2 separate regions of the Homo sapiens genome follow, and region 1 is linked to region 2. Evidence: chromatin contacts called from ENCODE Hi-C or POLR2A ChIA-PET data. All regions are on one chromosome and are shown on one strand. Each heading gives the region's core, a stretch centred on a gene start or an enhancer-like site at or near the end of the contact. The rest is flanking DNA. Distances are from core to core; before and after follow the strand shown. Region 1 has its middle 55 kb from the start of SLC23A2. Region 2 overlaps SLC23A2 (solute carrier family 23 member 2).

Region 1 (4,380 bases), core at 1,499-3,998, 95 kb after region 2:
AAAACGAGGTCATTAGGGTGGGGTCTAATGTGTATGACTTATGTGTTTATTAGAAGAGGAAAATGGAGGCCAGGTGCAGCGGCTTATGCCTGTAATCCCGGCACTTTGGGAGGTCAAGGTGGGCAGATCGCTAGAGCCCAGCAGTTCGAGACCAGCTTGGGCAACACAGCAGAACCCCGATTCCATAAAAAAATATAAAAATTAGCCGGGCGTGGTGGTGTGCACCTGTAGTCCCACCAGCTATTTGGGAAGCTGAGGTGGGGGAATCACTTGAGTCCTGGAGATCGAGGCTGCAGTGACAAAAAAGAAGAAGCCAGATGCAGTGGCTCACACCTCTAATCTCAGCACTTTGGGAGGCTGAGGCAGGTGGATCACTTCAGGTCAGGAGTTCGAGACCAGCCTGGCCAACATGGTGAAACCGCGTGTCTACTAAAAATACAAAAATTAGCTGGGCTTGGTGGTAGGTGCCTGTAATCCCAGCTACTCGAGAGGCTGAGGCAGGAGAATTACTTGAACCCGGGAGGTGGAGGTTGTTGTAAGCCGAGACCATGCCACTGCACTCCAGCCAAAGTGAGACTCCACCTCAAAAAAAAAAAAAAAAAAAAAAAGAGGAAAATTGGACACCACACATAAAGGGAAGACCATGTGAAGTTATAGAAGAAGACTGCCATCTCAACAAGCCAAGGAAAGAGGCCTGAGGAGAAACCAACCCTGCTGACACCTTGGTCTTGGACTTCAAGCCTCCAGAATGGTGACAAAATTAGTTTCTGTTGTTTAAGCCATCCAGTCTGGGATACTTTGTTATGACAGCCCTAGCAATCTAATACATTCACCAATGGCTCCCAATTTCACCCAGATAAAAAGCCAAAGTTCTTACTCAAACTTACCAACCCTAAACTTAGCAAACTTGGTGTCCACTCCTTGGAAACTTGTTCAGCCAACTGGAAGGCTGGAGAATTCCCCCTGTTAGGTGGAAACTGGATCAATAGAGTTAGTGTTGCAACAAGAAACATCCAACATTGGAAAGAAAACTAACCTTAATGATTTAATAACTAAAGATCTCATCTCAGAAAGTTTAGCCAACTCTGTCTCCTTCCCTTTGTGATGCTCTGCCCCTCCATGGAGATCATGGGAACAATTCTTAAGCTCTTTGTAGACTGGGCAAGGACACATAAATCCCCTAAGTCAGAACTGGGTATCAATGGTGGGTTAAGGGCTGAAATATAGAAACATGTGCAATTATTTGATGGTTTATGGCTCATTTCAACCAAAAGACCATTCCTAGCCCATTTGCACTGTTTTCATTGAGATGTCAAAAGTGCTGAAAGGAGGCTGGGAAAACTGGTTGGCTCCTGTCTGGGGCAGGCAGCTGATAGAGGAAATTAGCTGGTTCCTATAATTGGCACTGTAGCTCCCAATGAAGAGAGGGCAGACAGATTTAAATGAGCTGTTTTTGGGAGGAGGTGGGGAAGGAAAGGAGAGATGATTTGGGTGGAGAGCATACATGAAGATGTAGGGGAGGCTGGACGCAGTGGCTCACAACTGTAATGCCAGCACTTTGGGAGGCCAAGGCAGGCAGATCACCTGAGGTCAGGAGTTTGAGACCAGCCTGGCCAACATGGTGAAACCTCGTGTCTACTAAAAATACAAAAAAATCGGACCAGCCTGGCCAACATGGTGAAACCCTGTCTCTGCTAAAAATTAGCTGGGTATGGTGGTTCACACCTATAATTTCAGCTACTCGGGAAGCTGAGGCAGGATAATCAGTTGGATCTGGGAGGTGGAAGTTGTGGTGAGCCGAGATCACATCACTGCACTCCAGCCTGGATGATAGAGTGAGACTCCATCTCAAAAAAAAAAAAAAAAAAAAAAGATGTAGTGGATGTTGTTGGTGCCATCCAGATCCTGTTCATCTGCTGTCTCAGTCAGCTCAAGCTACCAAAAAGTACCACTAGCTTTGGCTTAAACAACAGAAATGTGTTTTCTCATAGCTCTGGTGGCTAGAAGTCCAAGATCAAGGCACGTGCAGGATGGGTTTCTTCTGAGTCTCTCTCTTTGGCTTGCAGATGGCCATAGTCTCTCTGTGTCCTCAAATGGTCTTTCTTCTGTGCATATGTATTCCTGGTGTCTCTCTGTGTGTCCTAATTCCTCTTCTTATAAGGATATCAGTCAGACTGGATTAGGGGCCAACCTAACAGCCTCATTTTAAGTTAATTACCTCTTTAAAGGCGCTGTCGGCCGGGCGCGGTGGCTCATGCCTGTAATCCCAGCACTTTGGGAGGCCGAGGTGGGTGTATCACGAGGTCAGGAGATCGAGACCATCCTGGCTAACATGATGAAACCCCGTCTCTACTAAAAATACAAAAAATTAGCTGGGCGTGATGGCGAGCATCTGTAGCCCCAGCTACTCCGGAGGCTGAGGCAGGAGAATGGCCTGAACCCGGGAAGTGGAGCTTGCGGTGAGCCGACATCGCGCCACTGCACTCCAGCCTGGGCGACAGAGAGAGACTCCGTCTCAAAAACAAAACAAAACAAACAACAACAAAAAAAAGGCTCTGTCTCCAAATAGAGTCACATTCTGAGGTACTGGAGGTTAGGGTTTCCACATATGACATTTTGGAGGACACAATTAAGCTCATACAGCTGCCTGGTGCATCTTTCCCCCAGCTGCAGGGAGTGATGGTTGATAATGACTCACAACTGCCCCATTTTCTAGAGAGTTATTTTTGGCCAACAGGGGTCGCCTTGTCTGGGAGGTTACTCACCCCCAGCAGCCTGCAAACAGTGCTGTGTGACTCTGTTGTATAAAGGCTGGTCCTCTTGCCCCAGGGTGAGACCAACACTGTGGTGCTATTCATACTTCTGAGCTCTCTGTGGGATCATGCTAAGGCTAGATTCTAGATGAAAACCACATCTTTGCTCAGCTTCTTCCTCTGTCACATGTGGCTTCCCTCACTTCCTTCTCATGGGAGCACTCCCCGAAGACATCACGTGCAGCTGAATCCCCGCCTCAGGCTCTGCTTCTAGGGAGCCTGACTTACAACATTGTTATCTTTTTTTTTGACACAGGGTCTTGCTATGTCACCCAGGCTAGACTGCAGTGGCATTATCAATGAAAAAAATGGAGGAAATGTTTATCAAATTGTAAATGACTCTAAGCTTGAAGGAACAATCAGTATGTGAGATAATAATGGCTAGGCACGGTGGCTCACACCTGTAATCCTAGCACTTTGAGAGGCCAAGGCAGGAGGATTGTTTAAGACCAGCCTGGGCAACATAGTGAGACACTGTCTCTAAAAAAAAAAAAGAGAGAGAGATGATAACACCAAGTAGGGTTTAGGGCAATCTCTGTGATCCAGAATGATGGACTGAACAAGTAAAATCAAATTTAACAGGGATATGTGAAAAAGCCTATATTCAGATTCACTTAATTATTTTATTTTATTTTATTTTTTTGAAATGGAGTCTTGCTCTTATTGCCCAGGCTGGAGTGCAATGGCGCAATCTTGGCTCACTGCAACCTCTGCCTCCCAGGTTCAAGCAGTTCTCCTGCCTCAGCCTCCCGAGTAGCTGGGATTACAGGTGTGCATCACCATGCCCAGCTAATTTTTTGTATTTTTAGTAGAGACAGGGTTTCACCAGGCTGGCCAGCCTAGTCTTGAACTCCTGAGTGATCTGCCCGCCTCAGCCTCCCAAAGTGCTGGGATTACAGGCATGAGCCACCGCACCCGGCCTTTTATTTAAATCTTTTAAGTCAACCTGCCTGACTCTTCTATTAGAAAGCATGCATGGCCCATCCCTTGAGAAATGCCCCCACTTTCCCCCTCCCCCCTCCTTTTTATTTTTTGAGACAGAGTCTCACTTTGTCACCCAGGCTGGAGCACAGTGGCCTGATCTCGGCTCACTGCAACCTCCGCCTCCTGGGTTTAAGCAATTCTCCTGCCTCAGCCTCCTGAGTAGCTGGGACTACAGGCACCTACCACCACATTCAACTAATTTTTGTATTTTTAGTAGACAGGGTTTCGCTCTGTTGGCCAGGCTGGTCTCGAACTCCTGATCTCAAGTGATCTGTCCCCCTTGGCCTCCCAAAGTGCTGGGATTATAGGTATGAGCCACTGTGCCTGGCGTCCCCTGTTATTTCTGATCCCTCCTTTGGATAGGTACACCCTCCTCCAGGTCCTACATCCTCTCTCCAGGGCTGGACTAGGAGGGTCTTCAGGAAGATGAGGAAGGAGACGCAGAGGACCTAGGAAAGAAAAATCCCTTCATGACTGAGTAGGCCCCACCAGCCTACTTTGTCCCTCTCCTATTTACTGCCCTCTTTCTCCTCACAGGGAGCCGGACCATTCCTCACCCAAGAGTCTACCTGTGGGGAGGTAT
Region 2 (4,142 bases), core at 895-3,394:
CTCTATTAAAACACAATTATCATTTCACATTCATCAGATAAGGCTAGAATAAGAGTTTAGTAATATGAAGTATTGGCAAGACTGTGAATAAACAGGAATTCCTGTATCTTGTTGACAGAGAAGAAAATTGGTTCAAATACTTGGGAGAACCACTGCTAATATTTAGTTGGTTGAAACTGTGTATGCACTATGATCCAGCAAGGCCAGTTAGCATACTTCACCCCAGAGAAACCCACCCAGATGAAGACAGTCATTCTGTTCATTATGCTATGTCAAGAGGAGAATATCTAAGTTATGCTATGCTTAATCAATGAAATAAAATACTGTAGTTAAAATAAACGAACTCTAGCTACTTGGACCAACATTTGGGAACATTTTCCAGAGTGATTAAGTAGGTTGTAGCGCACGCGCACACGCACACACACAAGATCTACTATTTAAGGTTTTAAATCACGCAATCATTATTATATGTTGGTTTGTGAATATATAAGCATGTAACACAAAAGTAAAGACACGGACTGTAAAGGTACCTCTGGGAAGAAGAGAAAGAGGGAGATGAGGCTAGCAGAGAGGACAAACCAGGTATCTGAAATGTTTCAATTTCCTTAAAAAGCAAAAACAAAATACCTGAAGCAAAAATGACATGTTTAGATTTATTAGGTCTGGGTATCTAGCAGGTAAGTTTTCATTCTTTAGTTTTCTTTATATTTGAAATGTCACAATTAAAAGCAAATGTTTAACCAAAGACTATCTATCTTTAAAAGGATATACAGTCTGAACACACAAAAACTGGTAAAAGTGGCTGCCTCCAGAGATGGAAACTGGGACAAGGACCAGACAGGAAGGAGGCTTATTCTCCCTGCCTGGCCTGTCCTCATGCACATTCTGATTACACATCCTTTTTTTTTTTTCTTTTTCTTTTTTTTTTTTTTTTGAGACGGAGTCTCGCTCTGTCGCCCAGGCTGGAGTGCGGCGGCACGATCTTGGCTCACTGCAACCTGCACCTCCCAGGTTCAAGCAATTCTCCCTATAGGCACGTGTCACCATGCCCAGCTAATTTTTTGTATTTTTAGTAGAGACGGGGTTTCACCTTGTTAGCCAGGATGGTCTCGATCTCCCTGACCTCATGATCCGCCCACCTTGGCCTCCCAAAGTGCTGGGATTACAGGCGTGAGCCACCACGCCTGGCCTATCTATTTTTTTAATTACAAATAAATTTTACGCCCTCTTTATCTCCAATCCCCCAGAGTGGGGCCTATCTAAAGCAAGCTTGTCCAGCTCTCGGCCCAGGACAGCTGTGAATGCAGCCCAACACAAATTCGTAACTTTCTTAAAACATTTGAGATTTTTTGCGATTTTTTTAAAGCTCATCAGCTATCATTAGTGATAGAGTATTTTATGTGTGGCCCAGGGAAGCCAAAAGATTGGACACCCTTGATCTAAAGTATTTTTATTTCAGATAAGGACAGGCCACTGAACACATGACTGAGATTCCAGCCCTGACTGTGCCATTAATGATGGGAGGAGATTTAATTTTGGGGATGATTTAACCCCCTCCAAGTATCACATCACTTCTAAAATATTGTCTTTTATGAAAACACAAACATATCCCCCTCAGCCAGAGAATCTCTAACTAAGCCACAGGGAGCGAAAAGCAGTTCTCATATAACCCTGATAGGAAAACTTTTGGAATTTGTTCGGACAGTTCCACACAGACCATCTGCAGTGATTGCCTCATAGCCTCTGTGGGTAGAGATGTACGTAGACAGTTGCCCTTATGCAAGGCAGCATGAGGTGAGAGAAGGGCAGGAAGTTGGGGGAGTGCTTATCTGATCACTTGTTTTCTTAATGAACTAAGAAGCAGAGGTCATGGCTGAGAGTAAAAAGGCTGGGAATGGGATTGGACAGAAGTGACTATGGAAGAAGAAAAACGATGAGAAAAATGATATTATTTTAAAAAAAAAAATCAAAGTCCAGCTGAGCCCAGAACTCATAATATGAAATAGAGAAAGTCACCTTGTTATCTGGTTTCTCTCCAGCAGAGTTCAACCACCCCCGCCCCAAAAAAACAGAATAGTTAAGACCAGGGCACTGAGGGAGCTTGACAAGTTCTGGAGACAGCTCAGAGAGGGAGGAGACCATGTTAGTAAGATGGCAGCCACGTGATTTCCTGTGGCGTCCATAGCAGGTAAAAAGGACTGGGGAGGCAAGAGGAAGCCAGAGAGCACCACAGAGCTGGAGCACCAGGACCAATGAAGGGGAGGAATGAGAGCTAGGGAGGACAGGGTGTGTAGACACACTCCCAGCTCAGGATCCCAAAGTGCTGTCTGGGAGACGACTGGGCCTTGGAGAGCTGATATAAACTGGAAGTAAAACTACCTGCAAAAGGTAAAAGGTCAGTGAGGTCCCGTGGCCGGATAAGCCAATGACTGAGAGATGATGCTAGAAGACACAGTGGAAAGAAATGTGGCAGGCCAGGAGCCAACATTCAAGGGGCATAAAGAAAGGTCAAGAAGTTGCTAGATGGCCTGGCGCAGTGGTTCACACCTGTAATCCCAGCACTTTGGGAGGTCGAGGCAATGGATCACCTGAGGTCAGGAGTTCGAGATCAGCCTTGCCAACATGGTAAAACCCCATCTCTACTAAAAATACAAAATTAGCCGGGTGTGGTGGCATGCACCTGTAATCCCAGCTACTCAGGGGGCTGAGGCAGGAGAATCGCTTAGAACCAGGGAGGCGGAGGTTGCAAGTGAGCCAAGATAACGCCACTGCACTCCAGCCTGGGTGACAGAGCAAGACTATCTCAAAAAAAGTTGCCAGATGATGGCAAAGAGGAAAAAGGCTTCAAAACTAACAGTGGTAGTTGAATTAAGGCTGGAGGACACAGCCTGCTATTCCCTCTACCTGGAAATACTGCAACACCTGGAGAATGTAAATATCAATTCCTCAGCAAATCCTTTCCACATCTCCCAAAATCCAAACCACTCACTTCACTCTTTGCTATTCTCCCAAAGCAAGGAGCACAATTCATGCCAAATGTCCTTCGTTATCCAAAGTTATGCTTTTCTCAAGTTCATGAAGCCAACCAGGGATCCACGTTTTCTGGGTCTATCCAGTTCCTAAATTGTGATCAGCAGAAAATAAGCGAAGGGTATATACCTAAAGATGTATCCAGCAAGCCACCAAGTCAGGAAAGCAGGTGCTCTGGCATGCTGGCTTCAGGACCCCTTAGTCACAGCCACTTAAAAGTAGTCTGCATGGCTATAAGAATCCCTAAGGCTGCCATAACTCCTTTAATATGATTCTCTGTGTTGCCAATAGGAATATGACCATATGTAAGCTTTCTTATTAAAAAAAAAAAATGTAAAAAATCTGACCAGGCACGGTGGCTCACGCCTATAATTCCAGCAGTTTGGGAGGCCAAGATGGGTGGATCACTTGAGGCCAGGAGTTCAAGACCAGCCTGCCCAACATGGTGAAAACTCGTCTCTACTAAAAATATAAAAATTAGCCAGGCATGATGGCACACACCTGTAGTCCCAGCTACTCCTGAGGCTGAGGCACCAGAATCACTTGAACCCAGAAGGCGGAGGTTGCAGTGAGCTGAGATCGTGCCACTGCACTCCAGCCTGGGTGACATAGTGAGACTCTGTCTCAAAAAAAGCAAAAAATCAAAAAGGCAGAAATAAAATAAAATGTACCATTTATAATTTACACAACAAATTGTAATTGTAAATTTAGTAAATAATTTTTAACATCCCGTTAACATGCAAGCACTTTGGATATACTGCTAGTGGGAGTAATAATTGCCATTAACTTATTTTTTTTTTTTTGAGATAGGGTCTCACTCTGTCGCCGAAGCTGGAGTGCAGTGGCACAATCATGACTCACTGCAGCCTTGACCTTCCTGGGCTCAGGTGATCCTCCCACCTCAGCCTCCCAAGTAGCTGGGATTGTAGGCACATACTAATTTTTCTATTTTTGGTAGAGATGGGGTCTCCCCACGTTGCCCTGGCTGGTCTTGAACTCCTGGGCTCAAGCAATCCGCCCACATCAGCCTCCCAAAGTGCTGGGATTATAGGCGTGAACCACTGCACCCAGACATAACATTTTTAGATGGTAATTTAACATCACCAATCAAA

The links. Hi-C counts contacts between places; a loop is a spot of excess contacts on that map. ChIA-PET counts read pairs that join two places held with the same protein, here RNA polymerase II (POLR2A). Pooled maps may share reads with other maps.
Region 1: a pooled map shows a loop between it and region 2 (3-fold over the local background). The contact joins two enhancer-like sites. A Hi-C loop is called at or near these places in 7 of 50 pooled maps. POLR2A ChIA-PET finds 5 or more read pairs at or near these places in 10 of 52 experiments (CD8-positive, alpha-beta T cell, H1, OCI-LY7 and 7 more).

What each region holds. Positions count from the first base shown.
Region 1 is chr20:5,054,148-5,058,527 of GRCh38, forward strand. No RefSeq gene overlaps it. Among named protein-coding and RNA genes, the nearest start is that of SLC23A2, 55 kb to the left of the region's middle. RefSeq lists an enhancer at 2,779-2,828. Within about 2 kb of position 2,749, at least 12 of the 41 ENCODE cell types and tissues checked have a DNase peak (open chromatin) inside an H3K27ac peak, as active enhancers do; they include CD8-positive, alpha-beta T cell, where a contact is called at or near this core.
Region 2 is chr20:4,960,192-4,964,333 of GRCh38, forward strand. All of the region lies in intron 2 of SLC23A2 (solute carrier family 23 member 2), which reads right to left. Among named protein-coding and RNA genes, the nearest start is that of SLC23A2, 39 kb to the right of the region's middle. Within about 2 kb of position 2,145, at least 7 of the 41 ENCODE cell types and tissues checked have a DNase peak (open chromatin) inside an H3K27ac peak, as active enhancers do; they include CD8-positive, alpha-beta T cell, where a contact is called at or near this core.